3 separate regions of the Homo sapiens genome follow, and regions 2 and 3 are each linked to region 1. A link is a contact called in ENCODE Hi-C or POLR2A ChIA-PET data. All regions are on one chromosome and are shown on one strand. The core of a region is the stretch at or near the end of the contact, and the rest is flanking DNA. Distances in the headings are between cores, read along the strand shown. Region 1 holds the start of WDR75 (WD repeat domain 75). Region 2 holds the start of AKAP19 (A-kinase anchoring protein 19). Region 3 holds the start of HIBCH (3-hydroxyisobutyryl-CoA hydrolase).

Region 1 (4,643 bases), core at 450-2,949:
CACAGTAAGAAAAATCTGTTACTGAGTATTCCTTTTCCTCACTAGACTGTAAGCTCCTCGAAGGCAGGATCAATATTAAAATTATCTTAGTTTTTGTCACTGCAGCATGTTATACATAATATATAGTTGACAAGTACTTAAAAAATGAATTGTTGGGCTTAGCAAATCAAACACACAATGGACCTCATTATAATGAATAAGGTATAAGAACAGTACTGGTTACATGGATATGAGTCCGAAGCGTCACAGTGTGACAGCCTCTTAAAGCCTGTTTCTTCCTTTGATTCATAAGATCAATGTCAACAAAGCCACAGGACTCATTTTTTTTTGGCTTCTAAGGCAATTTATAAAAGCTCTTTCAGTCATGCTTGCATTACCTTCAACAACTACCTGTCGTACACTCATATGCAGAATATTGTGGGGGTGGGCCGGGCACAGTTGCTCACTGTAATCGCTGCACTTTGGGAGGTTCAGGTGGGCAGATCACTTGAGGCCAGGAGTTCCAGGGCAGCCTGGCCAACATGGCGAAACCCTCTCTCTACTAAAAATACAAAAATTAGCGGGCGTGGTGGCCCGCGCTTATAATACTTGCTACTCAGGAGGCCGAGGCACCAGAATTGCTTGAACCAGGGAGGCGGAGGTTGCAATGAGCCTAGATTGAGCCACTGCACTCCAGCCTGGGTGACAGAGTGAGATTCTGCATCAAAAAAAAAAAAAAAAAAAAAAAAAAGAATATTGTGGAGGCTACAAACTTTCATAAAATACTATCTCTACTCTTCTAAGGCAGAAAGGGTTTTTTGATTTTATTAAGTGCCACCCTACCTAAAGTTATTTGAAAACCTGACAATACAGTAATAATGATTACAGCTACATACATTGAGCCATTATGTGCCGGGCATTGTTGTCTGTAGTTTTAACATATTGAGGCATTTAATCCTCCCAATAACCACGTGAGATGAACTAAATATTGTCCCCCTTTACAGATGATGGCAACTGAGGCAAAGATTAAGAAACTTACAAAGGTTTCATAATGTAAGAAGTGGATTTTGAAGCCAGGGAGTGGTTTGGTTTCCAGCTACACTGAGAAAAGAGACCAAGTCTTAGCGTATTTTTATCTCATAAAGAATCTAACATCTGTTTTCATGTAAAGTTCCGAAAAGACTGCACTATGCTTCATGCACTATGCTTCAGGAGTGAGGAGTGGGTAGAAAAAGCGGAATAGTTTTAGGTTTTAGTCACTCCAAAACATGATTCTGTACGAAAGAGTAGGTACTGCAAAGGTAGTGGCATACACATCCACCCCTGGACCATTTTCCAGCCGCCCGAACACCTTCCAGATCCTCGACACGGAGACCGGCTCCAGGGCCTTTATCTACCTGCAGGTAAACTGTCCAGGAATCGGGGGACGCAACCCAATCTGCAGTGGTAACGGGACCTCCCAGGTACCCTGGGGATCCCCCACAGGCGCGTGCTCTACCCAAAGCCGATATCCGCCAGGCGGGCGAGTCCGAACGCGACTGACAATTCCTTCTCCCCGACCCTCGAGAAACTCACGCCCCGCCCCTCAGCCGACAAAGCGCGGTGCCCCTCATACTTAGAATCTGCAGAGAACACAGCTCTCCTAAAGTTCAACTCGCTGCCGCCACAACGAACCACGCGGATGTTCTCCTCCTCCACCATCTTTGCGCAGTAGCGGAATGGCCAATCTCTGGTCCCGCCCTGAACTTCCTTCGTTGAGCCGGGTAATAAGGCTGTTCCCAGCCCACAGAACCCACCCCCGGGCCCTTCTAGGCCTGAGACTCGGTGGTAGGACTCCGCTTCCGTGCAGGCACCTTTTGTGTGGGCAATGTCAAACTAAGACACTTGTAAGAAAAGGTGAAAGCAAAACAGAGATTTAGAGACAATCAGTTTTTATTATATACCTATACACAATTATTTAATACAGACATATTTCTCTCAGGCCTTGTCAACCTGACTCTATGGCTTTTTCCGCCAGAAGGGAAAGGTGGCGTATAGTGTACCACGTGACCTCCAGTCGTCCCACCGGAGGCGTCGCTTTCTAGTGTCTGTGGTGTCGGCGCTGCAGGATGACGCGAGCCTCTCGCGTCCCTGGTTTTCTCGGTCGCAGCGTTGAGTTATTGGGTGGAAAGGTAGCTTTCTCTTCCTTGTACAGCTTTTTGTTCCTCTCATTAGCCGTTCTTCTGTTCTTGTGAACATCGCTTAGGTTACTACAGAATCTCCACAGTCCTAGGGCCTAGCTTTCTTCCTTTGGAAATCTGGCTCCTACTCCGGGATTCTGGTGCATCTTCCGCAGCGTTCAGTGTAGCTGCTCGGGCTAATCTGACATTCGGCCAGTCCCGCCAGGTTTCAGGGCGCTGGTCTCTGGTTTCCTGAGTTTTACCTTTTCCCATTAGTGAATAGAATCTGTGGGTTAGGAACCCCTAAAATCTCAACATGTTTATTTTTGCCAGTTTATCTCCAGTTTTCCTTTGTAAACTTACACGTATCATATTCTTGGACCCTGTATATTATGTTGCCTATTTTGATTTCGCTTCTTGATTTGTGGATTTACCACAAAATTACCAAGGTCTCAAATATAGTCACATGTCACATAAGGATCTTTCAATCAATGCATATAACATGGTGATTCCGTAAGATTATAATACTGTGTTTTTACTGTACCTTTTATGTGTTTAAATACACAAATACTATTCTGTTACAATTGCCTGCAATATTGAGTACAGTAACATGTTGTTCAGATTTGTAGCCTAGGAGCAATCAGCTATAACGTACAGCCTAGGTGTGTAGTAGGCTGTACCATCTAGGTTTGTGTAGGTACACTCTGTGATATTCACACAATGATGAAATCACCTAAAATGCATTTCTTAGAACATATCCCCATCATTAAGCCACACATGATTATACCTATAAGTTTATTTATGGTGGAGAAATACAATATTCACAAAGGTCAAGACATATCCTGGGACAGCACCACTGTAAAAATCAGGGATAAATTTACTTTTTACTGAGGAGTCTAGCTTATTAAAGTGCTCAAAACTTTATTATTTGGGGAGCCAGAACTAGAAAGGGAGATATTTAATAATTTTGGTTTATCTCAAGCTGTAACCAGCTTTCTCTTTCATGACTGTGATACCCTTTGTCACAGTGGATGGAGTGTAAAATATCACTTTTGATTCTGCAGCCTTAACCTCTTTTTGTTTAGTCTCTTGATGTATGCACAATAAATCTTTTAAAGACTTTGTTGGGTACTTTGTAACCTGATACAGGCTTTTCCTTAGGGCCTGAGCCAAGAAACAAAATAAATATTTTCACTCAAATTAGTGTGACTTTAGTTGTATGTTACTGTATGGTAACTTTAGATTTTTCAGAAAAGAATCAGAAATCCTGATATGGACAAAAACTAGCTGGATTGATAAATGTATAGGAGGATTATTTTACACAGAGTTTTAATTTACTGAAGTGCCCAGAAAGATAAGTCATTTGTATTTTGATTTCTTTTTACATAATTTTTAAGGAACCAATCCCACCTACAGCTGTTTAATTAATAGTGCGTTGTCTTTATCATGTAACAAGAAGGCTGAGGTAGGCAGAATAGGGCTAGTGCAGTGGATCATTCATGCCACCAGGGACCTGTGCTTTCTCTACTTTGTTCTTTGTGTTATTGTCCTTAACCATATTGGTTTTGTCCTTATGCTCACAGTTCATGTTCCTTTCAGTTAGAAGAAATAAGGGAATAGCAAGAAAGAGCATAGCCTATATACAGAAGGAAAAGGATTTTCCAGAAACACTTATTTGGCATCTTCCATCCAGGAAATATTTACTAAGTGCCTAGTATATGCCAGACATTCTTTCAGGCTCTGGGAATACTGGAGTGAGAAAAATAGTTAACAAAATCTGTATGTTACTGGACCTTACCTTATCATGGGAAGAAACAAAAACTTATTATACTTTTGATGTATTTATGTGCCAAGGGGAAACTCAAAGTAGAAAAGAAAGTGATTATAAGGGTTTGATCACCTTTATTATGGGTTTTCAGGGAAAGCCTTACTGAGAAGGTAACATTTGAAATAACCTGAAAAGGTTGAGAGTGTGAATAAGCATGGAGCTGTTTGGTGAAAGAGTCAGCCAGAGGAAAGAGTATTCCTTTCCATGTTCAAGATAAGTCAAGAGGCCAGTGTGGCTGGAGAATAATCATCAAGGGGGTATAGTAAAAGGTGAGGTCAGAGAGGTAATAAGAGGCCAGTTCATAGGGTCTCCTAGATCATTGTAACAGCTTTGGGTTTTACTCTGAAATTGAAGACAGTGTAGCCTTTGTGTTAAAAAGTGAAACGATTAGGCTAATTTTAAAAATTTACATACAATAAAATCTGCTTTCTTTGATATCTATGATGCACAAATTATCGTATCCACCATCACAAATAGGATACAGAAGAATTCCAGCACCTCAAAGAATTCCCCAGTATTTCTCCTTCCCCTCCCCAAGACCTATCCCCTGGCAACCACTAATGTTCTCCATCCCTAGTTTTGCCTTTTCCAGAAAGCCATGTATAAATGGTATCATATAGTATGTAACCTTTTCAGTCTAGCTTCTTTCAGTTAGCATATTGCATTTATGTTATGTG
Region 2 (4,489 bases), core at 200-2,699, 740 kb before region 1:
AAAATCTTGTTTCTAAGTTCACAGTTGGAGCGCTATTGGCCAGGTAGGACTAATGAGAAACAGGTACTGCTTCCTAAGTGATTGTCAGTTCAGCGTAAACAAGGCCTTGCTAACAACAGAAAAGGAGGAACCCGTCAAAATGTAATGAGCTTCCTGTCACTGAAGTGTTCAATCAAAATGTGGCTGGCCTGTCAGGAGTGCTACAGAGGAGATAATAAAATGGATTGGAGGTTGGTCTACAATTTTAAAGCATCCTTTTGTTACAACATTGTGTGGACCTAAATAAGTAATGATTATAATTTTTGTTTAATGGCAAAACAAAATTAAAAACTGAAATTATTCTTCCAGACCATTCTGCTTGAAAGCAGAATGCCTAAATAATGTTATTTGCCATCTATTTATGATAGCCATGTTAGGTGTTTGAAAACAGCCTCATCCAAAGGGAAAAAGGAATAGCCAACTGTTGATCTTGGTTTGATTTATACTTTGTCATAATAAAAGTAGATTCCCTATTCCTCCGAATTCTTATCTAAAAATTTCCCTGAGAGAGCTGCCACATACACTAGATCCTAAAAAGATGGTCTTTGATAAGAACATTTACTAGTTTACAATTTTATGTTAACCTAATTCCCTAAAGGATAGGGGAAGGGCTGGTGTCAGACCAGAGACAAGAGAGACAACTCCAATTGTTCCGCTTTGCTTCTTTGACCCCTTAACTCATGGCTAAAGGATCTTACCCGTCTACTCCTCTTAATTTCTTATTTGCATCATTTCACCTCAATATTCAGCCTCCCACAGCTCCAAAGAGCACGAGAGCTAATACTTTGCTCATGATATGCCATTCAGAGCACAAGCCTGACAGCTTGGCATATCAATGCAATGTTCACGGGCAAATCTCTTACCTGAAAATCTTCACTCACTCTTCAGGTAGGCAGCAGGGTGGAATTGCAACTCATAATGAGATACCTTTCACTGGGAAGCCCAGAACAAAATTGAAGGGGTAGGGGCTAACTCTTCTCGATTAGGGGACGGAGATGTGAGGCTCTATCCACGGCAGCTGGCTGAGAACGGTCTCGTTTAATTAAAGCCTCCTGTAACTCATGGGTTTCTGCCATTGAAAAATCTAAAAGGCACAGCTGACAAGCAAAGACCGACAGACACCCGCCCTTCACCAGTCACCCACCTCCCAGATGTTCACTTACACAACACGTTGCCCGGCAGCTGCGCGCCCATGGCACGTCCGGACAGCCGTGGGGTCCCGGAGGCAGCCTGCGCTCAGGCCCGGGGCGGGTCTCCGAAGCTCCCGGAGCAGCCCTGTCGTGGGAGGGGGGCTTGCTGGCGTCTGGGCGGGCGGCAGCTGAGGCCGGGCGGGGGCAAAGTGCAGTCCAGCTGCCAGGGCAGCGGCGCCGCCTTCTCGCCGGCGCCCGGCTCAGCCAAGTGGCAGCATGTGGAGGACGGGGCGTCCTTCGGCGGCGCCCGGGCTCCCGGCCCCTCCTCCTGCCGTCGCCGCCGCGCCCGCCGCGCGCTCCTCGCGGGTTCGCGGCCCGCACCTGGCCTCCAGATGGCCGCCCAAGGGCGCTCGGCTCCAGGGCGCGCCCTCTGGGAGCGACCCACGAACTTCGGGTGGCAGAGGGTTGCCTCGATACTTCCTCAGGCGCAGGGTCCGAGGCAGGGGCGGGCGGAGCGGAGCTGGGCTGCCAGCCGGTTGGTCTGGGCCACCGCCCTCACGCCCCCCGCAACTACCAAGCAGCTGCCGGCGCCGCAGCGGGAACAGACCCGCAAAGGTCAATGAAAGCAGAAGCCAGCGAGGCATCGCAGAGGTCAATGAAAGTAAGAGCCAGCGAGGCATTTCGCTGGCCCTGCCCCTGGTCTCGGCCCCCTGGGCTGCGAACTCTCCTGAGCTCCGCCCTGGTGAGAGGGGGCGCTGCCCTCCAAGGCCTCTCCCCCGCGGGGCCTGCCTTGGGACAACAGGTGCTGGGCCGGGGCACTGAGCCCGCCTGCAGGGGGCCCCGCAGCCTGGCCGCGGCCTTCCCAGCTAAGGGTTCTGCGCTTGGGCCGGGCAGAGCTGCCAGACCTGCTTTGACCTGAAACCCCACTCTCGCAGAGCTAGGCCAGGGATTCCGCCCTTCCCACCTCGTTTGCACCATGAGTATGCAGAGCAAAAGTGTTGGAAGTACTTAAACATTTAAAGGACATATCCATTTTATACTTTTCCATACAGAAATACTCAAGAACATTTTCCAAGCGTGTTTCTCTTTCAAACAAAGTATCTCTAAAGGCCATTTTCTCACTCTTTAAAGCATTGAATACCACTGCCTCAAAACATGGCCATTATTGAGTTACACTTCCCCGCACAGTCCATGTGATGCCTGCATCTGCCCAGCATGATTTCTAGCAATAGTAAAAGTCCCAAGAGAACTACAAAAGAACCATTATTTTCCTTGTGTTCTACAACGGATTAGTCAATGCGAAATTCATGCTTGAAGGGACCTTAGTGATAATTTTGACTCCACATTACAGATGAGGACACAGAGGCCCAGAGTTCAGCAGTACAACGAAAGAGAGTGGAACTTAAAAAACTAACAATCTATAAACTGAGACTTAGCTCTTTGAAGGTACATTATAGTAAAAAATAAACCTAGATTGCAGAAGAGTTGAGAAGTTTAAGTTACACAAAAATCTATCCCAGAATCTCAGATTTTAAATGAATCAAGCATTCTTATTTTTATCCAGGCTTAAATTAGCTAAGGTTATATACAAACCCAGTGGCCCAGAAATGTAATTTTTCTTCATGCTAGTATGATTAATGGGATTGGAGTTGGTACATCCTGACAATCATAGAATGTAAGTATACCTATATTAATTGATTTTTCTGATAAGTATCATTTTTTTTTTCTTTTTTTTGAGATGGAGTCTTGCTCTTGTCGCCCAGGCTGGAGTGCAATGGCGCAATCTTGGCTCACTGCAACCCCCACCTCCCAGGTTCAAGCGATTCTCCTGCCTCAGCTCCTGAGTGGCTGAGATTACAGGCGCCTGCCACCATGCCAGGCTAATTTTTGTATTTTTAGTAGAGACAGGGTTTCACCATGTTTGCCAGGCTGATCCCGAACCCCAGACCTCAGGTGATCCATCCGCCTTGGCTTCCCAAAGTGCTGGGATTACAGGTGTGAGCCACCGCACCCAGCCAGTATCAATTTTAATGTATACAAATTGATTATACTTACATAAAACAAATTATTCAGTTCTACATATTTCAGGCACACCATGCTAAATAATTATGCTCAAATGCAAGGTTCCACTTTTAGGCCTAGTTCTTCACTTAAGTTATGTAATTTTCTTGTGCTCTTCCTTCCCCAGCTTTAAACTTCTATCAACCTAGTGCTGGAATCATCCTTAGGAGACCCCTGGGTTCCACACTGAGGGGATGGCGTCAGTTCTTGATGTGATCTAGGCAGAGGAGACACTTAGAAATTTGTGTTTTTTACTTCCCAGTTACCAGGTCAGAAGGAAAGAAAAAGTGGGTGAGAGTCTCTGGCCTCCATCAGAAGAGAAACCCATAAACTTGAAAATTTCTTTCACTCAGTTTGAGAACAAATTGGACCAGCCTTTGGTCTACAGATGAAGCGGGCCATGAGGGAGCGAGGCCTACACACCGAGCCAAGCTGCTCCTGCCAGGCTGGAGCCTGACCCTTCCTTCGCCATCATAGGGCTGGCCAAGCTGGTGGGGGAGACCCAGGTCAGGTCTGGCAGGGATGACTAAGGGAGGACCTAGCCCGTGGCCTCTGCCATCTGCCCGGCTGCCCTCATGGGTGTGCACTGGAGAGAGTAGAGCAGGAGGGACAAGCCTGGGGCTGGTGGGGAGACCGCACCACCACCCTTCTGTGAGTGGCCCTCTCTGCTCTCCTCTCTGTGGGGCCTCTCTCAGGTCCAGGCCAGTGTGAACAGGTACTTGCAGGTTGGGCCTGGAAAATAGCCTTGACTTCTCTCCTCAGGACTGCAGGCCATGCTTCTGGTCAAGATGGTGCCATGTAAGACTTGGAGGGAAGATGCGTCGAGGGAACTTGGCGCCCTCTGCCCCTGGGATTCGGGAAAGCTGGCTCTCCTCCCAGCTGCCCAGCCTAGAACTGGGAGTCAGGGCATAGCATTTCTGCCCCTCTGTCCTCACCTGGGCTTGAACAAGGATAGAGGCAACAGGAACCAAGAACTCCTCAAACTGGTGGTGGCAGAGACAAACTGCAGGATTTTGAAAGTGCTGAGATAACTTTTTAAAAGCTGGGGAATGAAGTGAAAGGGGTGACGAAGGACCCAGCGATGGCCTGAGGTGAATGTGGTTAGGGTGAGGGGCCGTAGCAAGTGTTTAGTGGTTTTGTTTTCTCCAGAGTTCATAGAAGTAAAACTCATAAAAACAGCAATGATAAAATCCTGGAATTTGAACATAAGCAATCTCACCCTAGGGTCCATGCTGTTGACAGGAAACAAATACTGAGCT
Region 3 (4,668 bases), core at 1,528-4,027, 880 kb before region 1:
CCTCATTCTGTGGATTGTATGCCACCAGAATTCTTTTCCAAAATGATACAAACTCTTGAAAAAAGGGTCTGGCTGTTTCACATAAAACCAAACATTGATGTACCCTATAACCAAGACATTCTATTTATAGATATTTACCCAAGAGAATAGGAAACATATGTCTACAATAGATTTACACAAGAATGTTTACAGCAGCTTTATTCATAATAGCCCCAACTGGCAACAGCCCAGGAATCTATCAGGAGGAGCACAGATCAGTAAACTATGGGGTATTCATATAATGAAATACTACTCAGTAATAAAATGGAGGAAACTACCGATACACACGATATGGACATTTTGCTAAGTGAAAAATGCTATACAAAAAAAGCGCACACTGTATGATTCCATTTTATATGAATTTTCAGAAGATGCAAAACTAATTGATGGTAGAGAAAAATCAGACTGGGTGCAGTATTTAACACCTGTAATCCTAGCACTTTGGGAGATCGAGGCGGGGAGATCTTTTGAGCCCAGGAGTTGGAGGCCAGCCTGAGTAACATGGCAAGACTCTATCTCGCAAAAAAAAAAAAAATACAAAAATTAGCTGGGTGTGGTGGCATGTGCCTGTAGTCCCATCTACTCAGGAGGCTGAGGTGGGAGGATTGCTTCAGCCCAGGGAGGTTGAAGCTGCAGTCAGCTATGACTGTGGCACTGTACTCTAGCCTGGGTGATAGAGTGAGACCCTGTCTCAAAACAAACAGTGGTTCTCGAGACAGAACAGTGGTTGCTTCTGGGGCGGGGGTTGGGGTGGGGAAGGCAGTGGTAGGCAGAGAATGTCTGGGAAATCGTGAGAGGAAACTTTTTGGGGTGATGACAATGGTTTATATCTAAGGAATTTTGGTTACACAAGTGTATACATTTGTCAAACTCAGTGAATGTACACTTAAGATTTGTGCATTTTGTTGTATGTAAATTTTGTCTCAAAAGGGAAAATATGTAAACAAATATTTAACTCTAGGTAGTAAGACACATGCCATATTTTGGGAGAAGTAAAACGATGCTTGTAATTAACTTTGAAATGCATTTAAAAATAAGGTATTTGGGATAAGGAATAAAGCAAGATAAAATGTAAATCTAGGTAGAATCTATGTGGTGAGCACATAGGCGTTTGCTTTAAATTTTTATAATTTTGCTATATGTTTGAAAATCTTCAAAATAGAATGTTAAGATAATTTTCTTTAAAGGACTGAGGTTTCTAGAGCGGGAAGCCAGAAGACGATAGCATCATTAGAAGAAATAGAGAATTTAGGAATAGGAAGGACAGCTTGGTGGAAGGTGTGGCATAACTGACAGGTCTTGATACCTACGAAGTCCTAAGTAATTTATGCACATATTTCTATATTTCAATGGATCTTCACAAACACCTCTAATCATCAGCACATCCATTTTCAGATGAGAAAATGGAGGTTCTGAAAAGCTATATAATTTGTTCAAGGTCATTAAACTATTAGTGTGCTAGGGGTAGGACTGATTACATAATTTGCAGGCCTAGTGTAAAATGAAAATTTGTGTTTCCTTGTTCAAAAATTATTAATAGCACAGCATTAAAACAAGCACAGGGCCCTTCTAACGATGAGGCCTTGTGAGACTCAGGTTTCACACACATGAAGCTAGGGCGGCAAGGAAGATTTGAATCTCAGTCTGACTAACAGGAAAGCCCATGCTTTTTCCAGTAAACCATGCTAGGTCAGATGAATGGTTCATTTCTGTGCGCAGTGAATGAGGCATGATGGTGATGTCAGATGGTGATGTCCTGTAGCCAGTTAAAAACCAAATTGCAGGTAAGGAGTTCCTTCTGTGATGTCTGTTGTCTGTCCTCTTCTCAGTGGGCATTTGGTTATTACATTTGACCTAGGTTAGCAACGTAATTTTTGATCAAAGTCTCAACAGTGTATCTCTTTAAATATCAAGGTACTAAGAATAACTCCTTTCATGTGTCCTCTCTGAAATTTGTCACCGGATTTCTTCTTTCTGATAAATGTGTCAATACTTAATAGTGGCGATGAAATGTCTTCTGCTACACATCTGGGTGGATCTGGAAGCGGAGGAACGTTTTCCTCAATTTAACAGTGGATCCTAGTAGTTGAGTTAAATGTTGGTTTCATTTAAGAGTAAGCTACTTTCTGAATGTAATTATGCTTCCACTGATAACAGCAACTTTTACTTTAGTTGGGAAGACATATCTATTATGTCTTAATCAGACAACTCTTGTGTGTCTTTGAGGAAGAGTGGGAGATCTGTAACTTTTCCCAAGAAAAATGAAAATGTCTCAATCCTAATATTAAAGGAATTCGGCTGTATTGGGTTAGGAATGAATAAACTACATCGATGTCCTTTATCAACTGTAATTCCTCTACTTGAGTCTCAAAGAATACTAAGTTTACGTTTTAATAAAAAATTACTAAAATTCCAGAAAAGTCTTTCACATCAGTCCCTGCTGGTCAAATTGGCAGGCCAAGCCTAGACAACAGGTTGCGCTTTGGGCTAAGACAGCCTCTAGAGGGCAATCTCCTTTCCTGCGAATCCGCCCTAGTCCGTTCTATCCTCCCTCTTCCCGCTCCGCCTCAGCTCGCTCTCCGCCTTCTCCCTGGCCCGGTCCCCGATCCCTTCCTCTCCCTCAACTATTTCCTCCAGGCGTCGTTCTTGCCCCGCCCTTCCCCGTCGCGTAGCGGAAACGGTCGCTCTGGCTTCCTGGAGGACTTGTCATCTGTGCCCGGCGGCGCAGGACGGCGGTGGGCGGGGCTCACGCGAGGCGCTGGAACGGTCCGGGAGATTCTCGCTCTGCTGCTTTAGCTTCGGAGTGTTTGGCGATGGGGCAGCGCGAGATGTGGAGGCTCATGTCGAGGTGAGTGAGAGAGCGAGGGGCCAAGGGCAGGCTCTTCAGCGGCACTCGCCACAGTGGGAAAAGGGCCGGGGGTGGAGACTGCTGGCCTCGAAGTTTCGAGTCGCGCTCAGAGGCGCCGCTGTGAGACCCCAACCTTGGCCCTCCCCAAGCCCCAGCCCCCGTCCCTGTCTTTCCTTTCTCCCTCTAGCATCTTCTTTGCAGCAGCACTCTGGTTTTCTGCCACTCTGGCTCTTAATTCAGGCTTGTCCCCACACGACTTTAATTCTTTTGGCCTCAGTTTCTTTCCTTTCTTAAAAGTTGGGTGCAGTCTGGGGACACGGACAGATTTAGCTTAGCGGAACTGTGCGGCATGTTTTGTGCAGCCAGCACACACAGGTGCTTTGCCAGTTGCTGCACCTCTCTCTGCCCGTGGTGTGATTTTATTCAGCTTTCTTGCATGGCTGCAGCGTCAGTATAGGCATTTGGAACTTTCAGGCTAGTGTTGAGGGACATTTAACGTGGCATGGGGGAGCATGTTTGCAAACATTGTTTAACTTTTTGAAAGTACCCCTCACTGCGCTTTGAGCTCAGCCTAGGAAATCTGGTAGCCATCATCTTTAGGCTGCATGCGCCTTAAACAGCCCACTGCCTGGCCCTGTACTGTCATACCAGGTAGCAGCTGCGCCCACTTGAAGGGAGAACCGTCCTTATTTCTTTAAAATAAGGACGACTTAAATTACTGGATTCTTTAAGCCTTAGAGTTTGCCTTCTGGGTTTCCTGAAAAGGGATGGAGGTGTTTCCTTGACTTAAGAAGAATAGTTTCAGGGGAAAGTGTCTAGATGTCTAACACTGTATCCACAGACCTAATTCTCAGTAAATTTTTGTTATACATTTAAGAGTTGCTTTTCTGTTTGTTTTTTTAATACCTTAAAATTAGTTGTCCTTGCACCAGCTCATGGAGAGATTTAGTAAATGCTAAGAAAATCAGTACACGTAATCGTTACTGCCGCTTTTTCAGTGTTGTCAGCAAATAGCAAATAGAGAAACAAACTGGAAAGACATGTTTGTTAAAGTTAGCTGACTTAGGAAAGGATCTGTCATTTCCACAATTCAGCTTGGCTTTCTTCCACCCCACGTTCCAAGATGCAGTACTCTGTAGGTGAGGCCAGGACCATTTTGGGGGCTTTGATCTGAGATGCCTTTTCCAGACTCAGCCCTGAAGTGGGTATTATCCTAGAAAGCAGAGGCCAAGATGGTCCAGTCCACAATACCCTAACCCACAACTGTATAAGGGAATAGGGTGCCACGGAAAGTGTTTCTGAGAGGAAAAAAGGCCTTGGGCCATGGTTGACAGTGTTGGGCAGCCCCACTTGAACTCTGGCCTCCCTTGGCTTCTTCGGTACTGGCCTACTTTTCTAATGCCACTCTCCACCGCCTCTCCTTACCCCAGTGCCAGTTTAGCTCTTGGACTTTTTTTTTTTTTTGGTTCCCAAATCATCTGTCTTAGGGTAACTCAAATTTTTGTCTAACCTGACTTGCCCTGAGCTCTAATGCTGGTCACAACCCTCTGAATGCCTCAGTTGCACCTCATATATAAATTTGCACTTAAGGGCTAGGCGCGGGGGCTCACACCTGTAATCCCAGCACTTTGGGAGGCCGAGGCGGGCATATCATCTGAGGTCAGGAGTTCAAGACCAGGCTGGCCAACATAGTGAAACCCCGTCTCTACTAAAAATACAAAAAAATTAGCTGGGTGTGGTGGCAGGGCCCTGTAATCCCAGCTGCTTGGGAGGCTGAGGCA

Evidence for each region. Hi-C counts contacts between places; a loop is a spot of excess contacts on that map. ChIA-PET counts read pairs that join two places held with the same protein, here RNA polymerase II (POLR2A). Pooled maps may share reads with other maps.
Region 2: a loop to region 1 is called in a map with no recorded cell type, with 13 times the contacts of the local background. The contact joins the promoter of AKAP19 here to the promoter of WDR75 in region 1. A Hi-C loop is called at or near these places in 4 of 37 single-sample maps with no recorded cell type and 4 of 50 pooled maps.
Region 3: a map of CD8-positive, alpha-beta T cell shows a loop between it and region 1 (29-fold over the local background). The contact joins the promoter of HIBCH here to the promoter of WDR75 in region 1. A Hi-C loop is called at or near these places in 8 of 168 maps with a recorded cell type or tissue (CD4-positive, alpha-beta T cell, CD4-positive, alpha-beta memory T cell, CD8-positive, alpha-beta T cell and 3 more), 5 of 37 single-sample maps with no recorded cell type and 17 of 50 pooled maps. POLR2A ChIA-PET finds 5 or more read pairs at or near these places in 2 of 52 experiments (OCI-LY7 and naive thymus-derived CD4-positive, alpha-beta T cell).

Annotation. Positions count from the first base shown.
Region 1 is chr2:189,438,530-189,443,172 of GRCh38, reverse strand. WDR75 (WD repeat domain 75) reads right to left here and starts at 1,699. Exons shown (of 21, transcript NM_032168.3): 1 at 1,595-1,699. The coding sequence starts at 1,680. It also overlaps a transcript of COL5A2 not described here. RefSeq lists enhancers at 1,254-1,303, 1,324-1,553, 1,574-1,703, 1,964-2,183, 2,204-2,363 and 1 more.
Region 2 is chr2:190,177,823-190,182,311 of GRCh38, reverse strand. It overlaps AKAP19 (A-kinase anchoring protein 19), which reads right to left and starts at 1,449. Exons shown (of 2, transcript NM_001042519.2): 1 at 1,203-1,449. RefSeq lists an enhancer at 696-1,495 and silencers at 1,274-1,723, 1,994-2,093.
Region 3 is chr2:190,317,935-190,322,602 of GRCh38, reverse strand. It overlaps HIBCH (3-hydroxyisobutyryl-CoA hydrolase), which reads left to right and starts at 2,777. Exons shown (of 14, transcript NM_014362.4): 1 at 2,777-2,887. The coding sequence starts at 2,853.